Linked DNA regions of Homo sapiens: region 1 is linked to region 2. A link is an interaction called in ENCODE POLR2A ChIA-PET data of the cell type or tissue named here. Cell type or tissue: A673. All regions are shown on one strand. Each heading gives the region's core, and the rest is flanking DNA. Links, peaks and the distances in the headings are about the cores only.

What was found. Peaks named below come from ENCODE experiments on the same cell type or tissue, not always from the same donor. Only the 100,000 strongest peaks of a DNase experiment are listed, where the experiment ranks them.
Region 1: POLR2A ChIA-PET joins it to region 2 with 5 read pairs; 2 of 35 experiments call an interaction of 5 or more read pairs at or near these places.

Annotation. Positions count from the first base shown.
Region 1 is chr1:106,896,926-106,904,299 of GRCh38, reverse strand. No RefSeq gene overlaps it. Among named protein-coding and RNA genes, the nearest start is that of LINC01661, 82 kb to the right of the region's middle. In A673, for the core only: no CTCF peak of the experiment used is centred there; no DNase peak of the experiment used is centred there.
Region 2 is chr1:106,975,461-106,982,834 of GRCh38, reverse strand. No RefSeq gene overlaps it. Among named protein-coding and RNA genes, the nearest start is that of PRMT6, 78 kb to the left of the region's middle. In A673, for the core only: no CTCF peak of the experiment used is centred there; a DNase peak (open chromatin) is centred at 4,124.

The DNA of each region.
Region 1 (7,374 bases), core at 2,006-4,505, 77 kb after region 2:
GAAATATGAAAGAGTCATGAGATTTGGCAGGGGCCAGGGGCAGAATGATATGGTTAGATTTTGTGTCCCCACCCAACTCGAATCTTGAATTGTAATCCCCATAATCCCCACCTGTCAAAGAAGAGACCAGGTGGAGGTAATTTAATCATGGGGGTGGTTTTCCCCATTCTATTCTTGTGGTAGTGAGTTCTCGGGAGACCTGATGGTTTTATGAGGGTCTCTTCCCAACTTCAGTTGGCACTTCTTCCTGCCGCCTGGTGAAGAAGGCGCCTTGCTTACCCTTCACCTTCTGCCATGATTGTAAGTTTTCTGAGGCCTCCTCAGCAATATTGAACTGTGAGCCAATTAAACCTCTTTCCTTTATGAATTACCCAGTCTTGGGCAGTTCTTTATAGTAGTATGAAAATGGACTAATACAACTTCTAATTAATTATCAAATAAAACCCACACTTCTTAGCTTGGAACATCCAGGTTATCTCCTTGTTGTCCCTTAAAAATTGTTTGTAGAGTTTAGTACCTTTGACCCCACTGTTTCTCTTCCTGAAATATAGCCCCCATCCCACCACCACTGTGTACAAGTACACACTATCCCATACCTGAGATTCCACCCAAATGTTAAGGCCAGCCAAAAAGTTGCCTCCTGCGAAAGATTCCCCAATTACTCATCTAAAAATATTTCAGCCTTCATGTGACATTCAGTGTCTACCCCACGTAATACAGTATACTATATTAATTCTGACTTTTAATCACATACATATATGATTTTTCGGAAGCTCTTGTGTGTATGTATGTGTATTATAGCTTCCCAATTAGATTTTAAGTTACTTCAGGGTAATTCTAATGTCTTCTACTTTATTTCTAAGTGCCTAAAATTACAGTAAGTGCCCAAACATTTTTTGTTGACTTTAGCAATAGAAGAATGACAGGCAAAGAACAGAGGCTGGGGAAGGGCTATGATTATAATGGTGTACTTTTTTTATTATTGTTATGATTAATAGCAATACAAATATTTGTAACAAATGCATATTTCTTTATACTGTTCCAAATGATTTTCTAATTAATCATTTCATTAGATGTCATGGAGGACTAGCTTAACACTAATAATAAGAGAACTGAAACAATCTATTCTTCAAATTTATGGAAATAAAATTAAACCCAATATATTTTGCTACCTAAGTCAGAAATAATAATTTTATTTATTTGTAGTGTCATACTTGAAGAGGTGAAAATTTGAAATGCACATAGTAGGAGCTTCTAAAATAAGTTTGGAAGCTAATGAACATGTAGCATGTGTACAGAAAGTTTGCATTGGAGTTCATGCTGATTTCAACATTCAAAACTAATCCTTAATTTTCAAACAGCCTTTAAATTTGAGCATTCTAATAGAAAAGGGTTTGGAAATAAATTATAAATAAATCAGATCCTAAATTTAAACATAGAGAGAATAAGTGAGAGACAGAGAGAGAGAGAGAGAGAGAGAGAGAGGAAGATAGAGAGAGAGAGGAAAACTCCCCCTGGCTTTTAGACCAGTGTCATAAAATTAAATAGCTCTAATAAAAATGTTTTAAGACTACATGCAAACGAGTTCTTTTTGCTCAAATCAAACCAGTTCAAGAAAATTTAGCCCTTTTAAAGTTGACCTCATTAATTTCATGATCTTTGGATTGCACATAGCATCCCAACTGTGCAGATTAGTTTGGACCTTTGAAACCCACCAGCATCATATATCTCTGAAGATTAAAAAAAATACAACATAGAACTCTGAACTTGTGTGATTAAAATGCAGGAATTTGTTCAAATAGCTCTTGCATGCGAGCTATAAATAATCATTTGAAAATATTCAAAAATAAAATAGGTATAATATAGAACAGTAACTAAGGGCTTCTTTTTTAGACATGGCTGCTCCTAAAGACTGGACATGGGGAATACTTCCTGTAAGTTTGCTGGGATAAATGTGTACATCTTTTTTCCGATGACCTTGACACTAACACAGACTAACAACCATTTTAAAACCATGATTACCAGCCTAGACAACATGATAAAACCCTGTCTCTACAAAAAATAGAAAAATTAGACAGGTGCATGGTGGTGGGTGCCTATAGTCCCTGCTACTCAAAAGGCTGAGCGGGGAGGAACACTTGAACCTGGAAGATCGAGGCTGCAGCAAGTTGTGATCCTACCACTGCACTCTAGCCTGGGCAGGGCAACAAAGACAGACCCTGTCTAAAAACGACAACAACAACAACAACAACCACCAAACAAAAGCAAACAAACCCAAGATTAGTTAATATCAGTAATCTCTCCTCATTTCTTATAAGCAAAAATGGTCATTTCTGCTGTTTTATTTTGGGAAGGCAGTGATAGCTAGATATTTACTGTCACCCACTGAGTTATACCAATTTGATTGATGCTACACCTTCTGTCCCTTTATTCATGAGAGTTCATTCCAACTACATGAGAAGTTTTCTATCTTTAAACTCATATTAGATTTTACATTTTTTCTCTAATATGCAGTTTTAATAACTAGATGAAAGGATAGTTTTAATTGAACTATTTTGTGTGTAGCTCATCAGAAAGACTGACTCTACAGCAGGTGGATTTACAATCTCTAGTACCAGACTACTTGGGCAGATCAAACTTTAAAACATCTTTTGCCTTTCATTTCAGAAATGGATTTGGATATTTTTTCCCCACCGTACGTTGGATGTAAAACTAGAAACCAACAAGAAATGTAAACAACATTCATGATTTGAGGTTTGAAATATTTGGGGGAGGTTCTCTGATTTATTTTGCTGGAAAAGTAATGTCACTCTACTGAGCACTACATCTCTTATAGTCATAAGAAGCACAATTTGTCTTCCTGGACTTATTCCTTTCTGATGGTTTCTGTGCTCCATGAACGATTACAGAAACGAGCAAATAGGTTTGGTATGTATAGAATAATGATGTAAGGGTTCAACTTCTAAGCTATGGCTTTGGATGCTGTGAATATTAAAGTCTGATGAATCTTTGCTAACAACTGTATTGCCAGAGCTCTGACTTCCTCTCTCAGAAATGCATCTTTTGATGAGAATTTCCTGTTTCATATGGAAGTCTTGATTTCGGAGCTATAGGGATTTTTTTTTTTCCTAAGATAGAAAATCATCAAACTGTGTTTACTGGTGTGTATGATGATAAACTAGTACTGTGGTCCCATGAAGAATAAATCCAATTTGTCTTTCAAGTATAGGGAACTATTTCACTTATTTTATTTCTTAACTCCTAGCTAAACAGGTAACTGGAAACACTTCTCATTGATTAAAAGAAAGAAAGAACCTCAGGCACAGACTTAGCATCTTGCTAAGATGTCCTCATACATGAGGAGGTGTTTAATACTTTCTCTCAAGCAAGCTAAAAGTTGTATTTTTTTCATGATTCAACAAAATGCCATATTGTCCTCTAGGTATAAAACTGATACTACATGTCATAAAATTTGCAAAACACGAATTAAACACCAAAGGAGTTCAGATACTTATATTTTTATTTTTTAAAAAGCCAGTCATTTGTGATAAGGATATGATAGTGTAGAGATTGAAAACAAAGGTCACTGAGATAAGTCAGGCTTATGGATCTTGTTAGGCCCTTTGGCTCTTGACCCGGAGAATTCTCTAATATTTTATAAATGTCTTTTCAGCCTTTTATACATAAATCCGGATTTACAGCTTTTCTTGAAAAAACAATTGGAGTATTTGGCAATACTTGGCCCACATTTCTGCATGGAAACAGGAGGTTGGAGCCGAGTGGGCCCCCTGCTCCATGTCTCTCTTGGCCTCCCCTTTCCCTAACATAGTCTTAAGTCCAGGATTCTTCACTTGTTTCCTTACCTGGTAGGCTCCTGTTGGCACCTATGTATGTGGCCCTTATGTTAAAGTGTTTCCTTATTTGGGATTTTTCTTTTAATGTGTGTGCTATTTATAATAGTTCTCTAAAAACCTTAAAATGATGGCAGGTGATTGAGATGTTTTCTACCATCATTTGTGAATAGACCGCACCCTACATATGGTATATGAAATGTCAAAGTCAGAAAGAGTCTTTCCAGGGTAGACTGGAGTATCATGCAGTGGAGTGACGTCAAAAGTGGGGATGATGTCTAGAGTCAGCAGGTAAGGCAAATGTTTGGGTAAACTTACCCTTGAAATGCTCTTAGGAAGTATTGCAAAACTGATATGCATCTCTCAGTAAGTCCAGGACAGCCAGTTTTTCCCTCCAGCTTTGGAACAGATAGATTATTTTTCCCTTTTTCAGTGGAGCACTAGATAATGTAACTGCATTGAATTTAGGTATGATATTATTATGTGCAATACATATCTCTAAAGACTAGAATACTCATAACTGCAGTGAGATGATCACTAAGAGAGGTGTGTGGGAGGTGAACTCAACAGAGGAAAAGACAGCGTCCCATTTTTCCACGCCGTGCTCACTCTTGGGCATATGCTCAGTGAGTGGACTGACAAGTGAAACAGTCATTCTGTTAAATTTTCTCTCTCTCTCCCTTTCCATTTCTGAGTGCATGTACTTGGATCTGAGGACATTTGAGTTTATGACTATGGTGGAAATACACTGATTCACACTATAAGATCCCCAGGCAAACATATACTTTGGTCACTTACTAAGTCGTTAGAACTAGGAAAAAACAAAGTAAAGACTGGGGGTTTGATTTCTGGTAAGAATTATTCACAGATAGAAAAATGATTAAACTAGTTAAGATATTTGTTGAGCCTCCCTGTGTGTGAGATACTCTGATAGCTATTTAGAATGAAAAGAGATATATTGGGACCATTTTTATCAGTGTTTTAAAGGCTCATACATTTTACAATCTTTAAGAAAAATTGAGAATCTGACAGAGAATTGCCAACTGTTTTATTTTGGCCACCGAGTGCATTTAAAAGAGAAAATATATTTAAACATAAAAGAGGAAGAAGGAGATAATCTCATAATAAAATATGTTTCTTTAAATTTAAAAGTAGCTTTACAAAAATCACTTCTGCCTCCTACCTTTTGGCTGTGAGAAACGTCTTCAAGAAACCAAAAACTTAAATGTGAAAATATGGCACATGCGTTTGAAAAGTTAATCAACTCGACAAGACAAGGGAAGGTTAAAAGTCAAATGCGCAGTAGAGAAGAGGCTTTTAGGAGCCAAAAGGAGAGTGAGTGAGCACTGGAGGTTGATGAAGGGTTTAGGTTTTCAATCATGATAACAGGTGCTCCCTAAATGCCTGCTGACTGACTGAATGCATCTATTAATGTATTGGGATGGCCTAATCTGGGAAGGCTTCAGAGAAACTGTACAATTTGGGCTGGACTTGGGGAATTCATGAATGATTTGGACAGGAGACCAGGGCAAGGAGGAAATTCCAGTTTCTGGCAAGGATGAAACCACGGGTGCAAAAATGTTCAAAGAAAGGTGCCTAAAGAGGGGTCATGTCTCTCTTCTCTTCAACTCTTTCTTTGTCCTAAAATGGCAGTGATCTAATGAATAAAGTGAATAAAAATTTAGCAATTATTTATTACATGTTGAGATATACTACAATTATGGACACGGAATCTTCAGGTAAAAGAATCTGTAGATAAACAAACACACTTATGATCTCAAATGTTTCACAATTATGGCTTTGCATCATGGCTATATTCATGTAGATAACTGTATACATAGGAGTAGGGAAATTATATCAATTGGTGTTGTTGTGCTTTTTGGCGATCCTCAGGCAATGTCACCAGCTAAGGATATGTGTATGGGGAGGGGTGTTGGTGGTAAGGAGAAAAATATATGGTAGCATAAGAGAAAAAAGAATCCCAGAACTGAATTATGGGTAGTTATACATCTATATAGAGCATCTTCAAAATAAATTTTAGTCTTACTGCTTTATGAAACAGATCAGAGGATTTGAGAGAACTTTCACTACAATTTAAGTTTCTTAAGAAACTTAAGAAGGCAATTGTTTTTAAATATCCCTGATCTACTTTTAAAATTCTGAATTGAAATACAGAGGAGAAAAAAAAATGTTCTGAAATTGTTCAGTTAACCACAGCCAGGTCTGACAGAAATAGCAAAGCCACACCCAGAGAGTTCAGAGCCTGCTAGTAAGTGATTGAAATTTTCATGTTAGCTATCACCCCTCTTCTGATTGGTGGTATTGTCAGTGACAAGACAAGCAGACTATGGTATTTAGATGACTTTATGACTAATTGTCTCCTTATGAATTTTGCTCACTTCTTTTTATTATATCTTTACACCCCACCCTTGTCTAAGGGGTCTATGCAATAGCTTGGTTTTTCCAATCCAATCTTGAAGCCCCTCTAATTCTTTTTTTGCTTAGCAGCCAAAGCAATTTTTTAAAAAACATATAAACTGGATCATGTCTCATCCCTATTTCATGTCCTTCAAAGGGTTTTCGAGATTCTTAGGATAAAGCTCAGCCCAATTATCCCTACTCTGAGTGACTCAAGTCCTACTTCTACTTTGTTTCCTAGCCTACCACTCTCTTTCTACTCAGGATTTATTGAAGTGTGGTACTTGATTGACCATATCATAATTATGTTGTCATTTTAGATCTACTGTCTAAGAATTTTTATATGTAGACAATTAAGCAAAATTCCTAGGCAATTCTGATATAAACTAGAATTAGAAAACCACTTCACAATTCCCTATTGACATGGCCTTTTCTCTGTTCTTCAAATATGTCAAATTTTTTCCTATTTTGGAATCTTTAAATGTGCACCCTTTGTCTGCAATGTGGACTTTTTTCCTCTTGTTCCCAGATTAATTTCTAATTATGATTAAGCTTGCAATTTATGTTACTCTCTCAGGAATGTTTTCCCTTAGGCTCCCAGAATAAATTATATCTTCTTATGGCTTCTCCTTGCTTCCTGTAAATTTCTTTCATGTTATTTGGAATGTCGACAATTAAATAGTTATTTATGTATTTATACGTTGTATTTCCTCTACTAAACAATATGCTCCCTGAAGGCTACAATTTTATCTCTTTTCTTTTTTTTCTTTTCTTTTTTTTTTTTTTGAGACGGAGTCTCGCTCTGTCGCCCAGGCTGGAGTGCAGTGGCGCGATCTCGGCTCACTGCAAGCTCTGCCTCCTGGGTTCACGCCATTCTCCTGCCTCAGCCTCCCGACTAGCTGGGACTACAGGCGCCCGCCACCACGCCCAGCTAATTTTTTGTATTTTTAGTAGAGACGGGGTTTCACCGCGTTAGCAAGGATGGTCTGGAACTCCTGACCTGGTGATCCACCCGCCTCGGCCTCCCAAAGTGCTGGGATTACAGGCATGAGCCACCGCGCCCAACTAATTTTATCTCTTTTCTTATAAGGGGTGACTAGGTTTT
Region 2 (7,374 bases), core at 3,076-5,575:
GACTTATTCCATTAGATTTTAGAGGTTTTTTTTTTTTTAAGTACTTACAGACTAGTTATTAGGCACTCTATCTTGAACAACTGGTTTCCATGGAAGGCTTTGCTTCCTTTCAATGTTCTTGCTTATTGTTAGTTGGGCCTGTATAATCTCCAGCTGTCTGTATCTCTAAGCTGAGTATTTTAAGTGTTTCTTCTTTGGGGATCAATGTCCTTCTACACACTGAAGCATTACTTTGCGAGGAGGGAGGATTAAATCCCTTTTGACAGGAAGAGTGACTTTCTGTTTGAATAAAAGCTGGAAGCACATTTACCCATTTCTGTAGGACCATGATTACATCTATGTAGTACCAATAAAGGTCTCTCCTATAATGCACCCCCAACCCTCCCACATAGTAGTAGGAGTAGTAATAATTGTATTAGCAAGAAACATTTCCATGGTCCTTCCTATGCACCAGGTACCGTTCAAATGCTTTATTTTTATTAATTGATTTAATATTGAAATAATTCTCTAAATTAGATACTATTATACTCATTTACAGAAGAGGAAATGGAAGCACAGAGAGATTAAACCCAAGGTCATTGATAAAAACATAGGCAGTCTAGTCTAGACTCTAGACTCTGTTTTTTTATTTGTTTGTTTTTCTCTCACTCTGTTGCCCAGGCTGGAGTGCAGTGATATGAGCATAAATCACTGCAGCCTTACACTTTTGGGTTTAAGCAATCCTCCTGACTCAGCCTCCTAAGTAGCTGGAATTATAGGCATGAGCCACCACGCCCGGTTATTTTATAAATTTTTTTGTAGAGATGGGGTCTCACTGTGTTGCCTAGGCTAGTCTTGAGCTCCAGGCCTCAAGTAATCCTCCCAGCTGGGTCTCCCAAAATGCTGGGATTACAGGTGTGAGCCTCCCTCCCCTGCTGAGACTCTGGTTCTTTAACTGCTTTTCTTTATAGTGAGAAACTAAACCAGAGGAATTGCTTTTTAATCACTTTATTACCAAACATCATGCTTTCTCCAAAGAGAAAGAATTAATTGGATGGATGGATGGATGAGAGGGAACTTATTCGGGGAAATGGCTCATGAGATTATTGAAGCTGAGAAGTCTCATGATAGGTCATCTGCCTGGTGGACACCCAGGGATGCTGGTATGCGGTGATGGCTCAGTCCAAGTCTGAAAGTCTCAGAACCAGGGAAGCCCCTGGTGAGGTTCTCAGTCTGAGGGAGAAAGCCTGAGAACCTGAAGAGCTGCTGGTGCAATTCTGGGAGTCCAATGACTGGAGGACCTAGAGATCTGATATCTGAGGTCAAGAGAAGGAGTGTCCCAGCTCTGAGACACACACACACACACACACACACACACACACACACACAGAGAGAGAGAGAGAGAGAGAGCCAGAGCTAATTTTTTTTCTCTGCTCTTTTGTTCTATCTATCCGAGTCCCCAGCCCGCTGGATGGTGCATGCCCACAATGAGCAAAGATCTTCCTCACTCAGTCCACCAATTCATTTGCCAGTCACCTCTGGAAACACCCTTATAGACACACCTAGAAATAGTGCTTTACCAGCTATCTAGTATCCCTTAATACAATCAAGTTGACACCTAAAATTAACCACCACACAGATTTTTGCAGACAATGAACTCAGGACCGAGACATATTATAACAGGATAATAACCAGCTTGCAAAACCTCTGGGAACTTTGGGGAGATTGTATTTAGAGAGCACAGATTTGAAACCAGACGTACAAGGATTTAAATGTCAGATGTCATTAACTGGGCAAAACTGTGAGCATGTTTCTTAACCTCTCTAATCTGGTTTCTCATATAGAAAAGAACCTATTTCTTAGGGTATTATGAGATGGAGTACAAAGAAAGAATAGCAACTGAATGAAAAAGTTAGTAGCAAATTTGAACTCCTATGCTGTCCTTTTTAATGTGTGTTTATTTAATCAATACATACATTAATTTACATTAATACATATATTAATTTACATTACATTCTGTGCTATTTTAGGTGCCCTCTCTCTCTATATATATGTATATATATATGTGTATACATTCAACTCACTGAAGCCTCATATAGCAACTCTGTGAAAAATTATCATTATCATCAAGTCTATTCTATAGATGAAGAAGCTGAGGCCGAGAACAGAGTGATTAAATATCCTCCCCAGGGTAACACAGAGTTGGGATTAGCAGAGCTGGGATTCAAATCCAGGCACATGGTACCAGTCTGTGTTTTTAATTGCTAGGCCATTTTGCTTAACACTAGCTAAACCATGGAATGAGAGGGCTAATTGGTATTTTAGCATCCATGTATTTGCATAAAAAGGGAGAATGAGACTGCTATCTCAATTGTTTAAGAGACATTTTAGGTCACACAGTGAGTGGTAGAGCTGGAAGTAGAAGTGTTCTTTTAAACGTCCACAGCTTTTTCTTTCATAGTCACAGTGATTATAACTTTGGAACCTAACACGAAGGACTACTGATCAAGTAGGAATTTGGGGCTTTTCCAGAAAGTTCAGAACCTATATCACATTGCAAATGATGTACTCATTCCATTATCACATCACTGTGCAATGATGGATAAGCTAAGCTCACGTTGCATTATACTCTTAGGTAGAGAGAGAGAGGCAGTGGATAAAACTGAAATGGGATTTTCTGCTTGGTTTGTTAATGAAATATCTGAGAGCACTTTCCACAACAACAAAATGCTCCTGTTCTGGTAATGTAGACAAATTCAAGCTGAGTGATTAAATTCCACCTAATTAAAAATTCTTTCTCTAATTTCAGATTCTCTTTGTTTACAAGACTCTTTACCTGCTGTCCAAAATTGTTGTTTACTATGTTTTCCTGCTGCTCAGTTTTTTATTGCATTTCTCCCTGGAGGTAGCTGTATACTGGCAATGGTTAAAATAATTCTATATGTAAAGTTTGCATGGAATATGTAAATATTTGTACTTTAACTCTGGAACAAATCTAAATTGAAATGTATAAATATATTGTTTTCAGAACTCCTTTCAGATGTCTCACCTATTCAAAACTCCTTTTGAATATGAACTGAAGATTGGACACACAGTTGTAATTATTTATTAATCTTACATTTAATATTCCCCATGCTGCCATAAAATGTCTGAGGAGACATGCTGCTGAGAATAAACTTGCTCAGCATTGCAGTACAATGCAGACAATTTTCCACAGGGAAAGAAAAAAAAAAAGAAACGTATCTTTTCACCTATTGCAGAGCAAAACACTAACGATTTTGCCCATTTGAGCTGAGAAGTAATTAGTGGTATGGGATAGAAGCCAAGCATATCAAGAAAATGTGTTTTACTTATGTACTGATATGCCCATTTTGGATTTAGCTGTAATTTCTGTACATTTTGTAAATTTCCTTTACTTCTGTCACAACCTTAATATTAATAACTTGCTTCCCTGAATACAGTGATTTAAAAATAATGACCATATTTTATTTAGATGCAAATTGTAACTATATAAATTTTTAAACACCTAAGCTAGTTTGTTGTATATTTTATTATTAATTTTTTTGTATGGCAGCTTAGTATGACTTTTCTTTCTTCTACAGTCACTTAGCTCAAAGCAGTATGGAAGCTCATATCAGCCTCAGAATATCAGCCTGCTAACAGTCAGTGGAGATAACTTAATGGATTAATTCCTTGTTTCAAAAATTCAGCCATATTGCAGGGCTCTAAGTGGCTTCAAGGTCATCTGATTTTCTTTCTGATGTGATACAGAAGCATTCAAATGATGGCCTAATTTGATCTTTCAAACCTCCAAGATATTAATGTATAGGCTTCTTAGGCAATTTTTTCTGAAGTTAACTGCTTTGAAAATGGAATAAATACATAATTCACTGCACAATTTCATCCTTTGTTTCAGGCAGGTTGGCAAGTTATCTAATGGTTACTTCTGGGTTTATGTGTAATATGTCACATGGTATAGGTCATTGAGCAATCACAGAATCTGAGAAGTGGGAGTGTTAGAGATGAACTATTTTGTGTACTTGAAATGCAATCAGCCAGCCTGGAGGAAATGGGACAGGGGCACAATGGAAAGAAGTGGCCATGATCTTATCAATCAGCCTTGCTTATAGTTGTTGCCATTATATAATTGTATGTTCTTGGCTCCGTCTGCTGCTAATGGTGAGTCATTCTTGCAAAAAAAAAAAAAGTAATAGGTTTATACTTATAAAATACATTGCGCAAATTTTATGAGGGATGTTCCAAAAAATATAAGTGGTGTTCCAAGAAACATGTTCTGAAAGCAAAATAAGTCATTAAATCGGCAATTTTGACATGTGATTCTACTTAGTGCTGTTATCTTGCCAGGATATACAAATACTGTATTATTTGACTATTACTCAATAATGTTCACTCTCATTTTTTAGTGTTTGAATTTTCAGTGTAGGCCATGTTTTAAAATATACTTTACCAGAGGAAATGCAAAGAAGAAAAGATGTGAATGTTGTTCTGAAATACTACAAGTGAAATCAGTAATTGATTTATAATATAAATGAGCAAAACCAAAATTGACTTTAAAGGCAAAACTAAAATAAGAGCAGGGAGACAAGACATTTTCATCACTATAAAAGGAAATGAGCTTATATAAAATAACACATACCCTAATGCCCAACTTGAGGATGCTTTTGGAACCATTCTTAAAAATTTGATTAAGGTAAATGCAGAATGAGAGAAAGTGTTCTATGTCTTGAATGTATTTCAATTTTTAAATGATTTTTATTTATTTTTTAATGTTACCTTAATTTAAGGGTTTCTGTTTTCAAAAGTCTATGTAGCAGAGACCATTTTAATATGTTTATGTATATATAACAAATTTATGTATACATAGCAAATTTGAAATATATAATCTTATAAATTTATATTTATTTGAAATATATAATCTTATAATGATGTATTGCATTACAGTAATAAGGAAAACCATGCATTCATTATTATTGTCTTCTTAAAAGGTAAAAATCTATGAAAATTTTAGTATAACCATATCACAGAAGAATAATTTGCTGTTCATTATTATGGCCACTCATTATTTATTAAAATAATGTAAATGATATATTATGAAAAATGCAGAATAATTTATAACTTCAGGAATTTGTAAAAATTACCATGATTTCTGATTTTTAGTTCTCGAATCCCAAAGATTAGTATCAATTAGAAATTTGGAAACATTATTAGAGAGTATTCTGTTCTTTCTATAATGGATTTTCATTCACCAAATAGTTTCAATTTATACATTTTTACTGGTTTTAGTTTTGGTAACTTTTATTTGGCACTAGAAACTTTTGGCATCAATGATTTAAATATATACATACATGCATACACACACATAAGAGACTTTATCCACTTTTAAACATACATACATACGTACAATTTCCATAGTATAAGCTCATGTAGATTTATGCCAATATTGTGAAATTTCAAATTGAAAAATTAGTTAAATTCCAATAATGGTTTGATTTCTTTTGAATCCAATTCGTGGAATTTAAGTAAATCTTTTGGAAGTTCATTCTGTTGAAAGCAAAACATCTCCATTATTTTGAACATCTTTGTGAATTCATTTATAAAGGTGAACATTGAAGATATATTTGCTTTCATGGTGATATGACTGCATATTTTGTGTAGTCAATGTATAGCAAAACATTGTTTCTTCATAAATTAATAAACTTATAAAGCAGATATATACAGGAAACTTGTTATAGTACATGTATAATTTATAATCCAAATAAGCTACAGTATTTTGTAAGCTATAATGATCTAAATTTACAAGTATCCTATACATACTCAGAGAAATTCGACTATAAAATTTTTGTGAAAGAGCTGGTATTGGATGCACATACACAAATTTATCATTACAGCAATATATATTTTCTCTTCTTGCAGCCCATCAACAATTCAATTTTAGAAATGTTTGAGCTGACAAAGAATGATTTTGTAAATTATGGCATTTTACAATTATATTGATTTTTTAATAACCAAGTTCTTTAATACATAGTTTCATGTTATTAAAATAATTGAAAGTATTTAATCATAGAATATCAATGGAATTTTAACTTTTGAAGCTTTTGGAAGACTTGCAATTATTGAAGACAAAGCATACAAGCAGGTAGACACTGAAATTGTTCTTGCAAAATATAGAACTGAAAAAATTAAAGCATATGAATGTAAATGTTCTACATAATTTAATTTTAAAATCCTATAATTGCATTTTAGAAAGTCTTATTTGATGGGAAAAATGCTTTACTGTAGTTTTTGGTTTTACTTGTATACATTTATTTTCAGTATCATAAAAAGAAATTGAAAGGATTATTGATTTTGGAGAAACATTCAAAAGAATAATAAAAATAATCAATTTATTGACAATTTTACTTGTAAATATATTTGTTCAACACTGATACTTTGAATGGTGGTAAAACATGTTACCTGTGAAAATATTTGGACTGAAATAATTTTGTATTAAATATAAAAAAGCAAAAATTAAGATTATTCTACATATAGCAAATTGTTCTGAACATACCATTCATAGATAACATTCATTGTTTTTACTGGATATATTTGCTTAGAGATTCTTTGTAATTTACTTGTTGAATTTCTTATATTTTTGTCCCGCTAGATCACTGCCTCCTGTTTGACACTAGATGGCTCCTTAAGCCAAGTTTGCCTCAGTTTTAGTAAAGGATCAGCGTGAGACCCATCTGGAAAGACAGAGGTTCCAAAGGGACTCTCCTGGCAGTGGGTTCCTGCCCAGGGGACCTGTAGAACATACATTTCATGAGTAGTGCTGCTGAACAGCCACTCTTTTTTGGCATCTCCTTTGACTGAGTTATACAGCAGGATTTCCAGGAGTGGGGACCATAGTCCTGTTTCCTCTCTTTTGTCTTTAGCTTTCCTCAGAAATATGTCTTCCTTCAGGCACTCACATTGCTTCGTGTGGATTGAGGCATGGACAGAACTTCTGACAAAGAACCTGACAGTGAAAAAGCCAGTTGTCCACCTCAATCTCACTTTTTCTAGTGTAGAAACTGAGTTAGGGGAAATTTTTCACATGCTTGGTGCCAGGAAGATTGCGGGGAGGGGCATCTAAGACATGCAAAGCCTATTCTCCTACCACTGGCTCAGAGTTTTTTTTTTTTTTTTTTTTTTTTTTTTTTTTTTAACTTCTCTGTGGCCCTGAGATCTGACTATCATATTTGAGTTCTGGGATATTGCTGGAGATAATATTGGTGCTGTATACTTATTTTTAGTTTTCTGTGGGGGAAAGTGAAGCCAGCTTGTGTTTAAGCCATGATTTTGGACCTGCAAATACTTCTCAAAAAAATTTTGAAAAATATGATAAGAACTTCA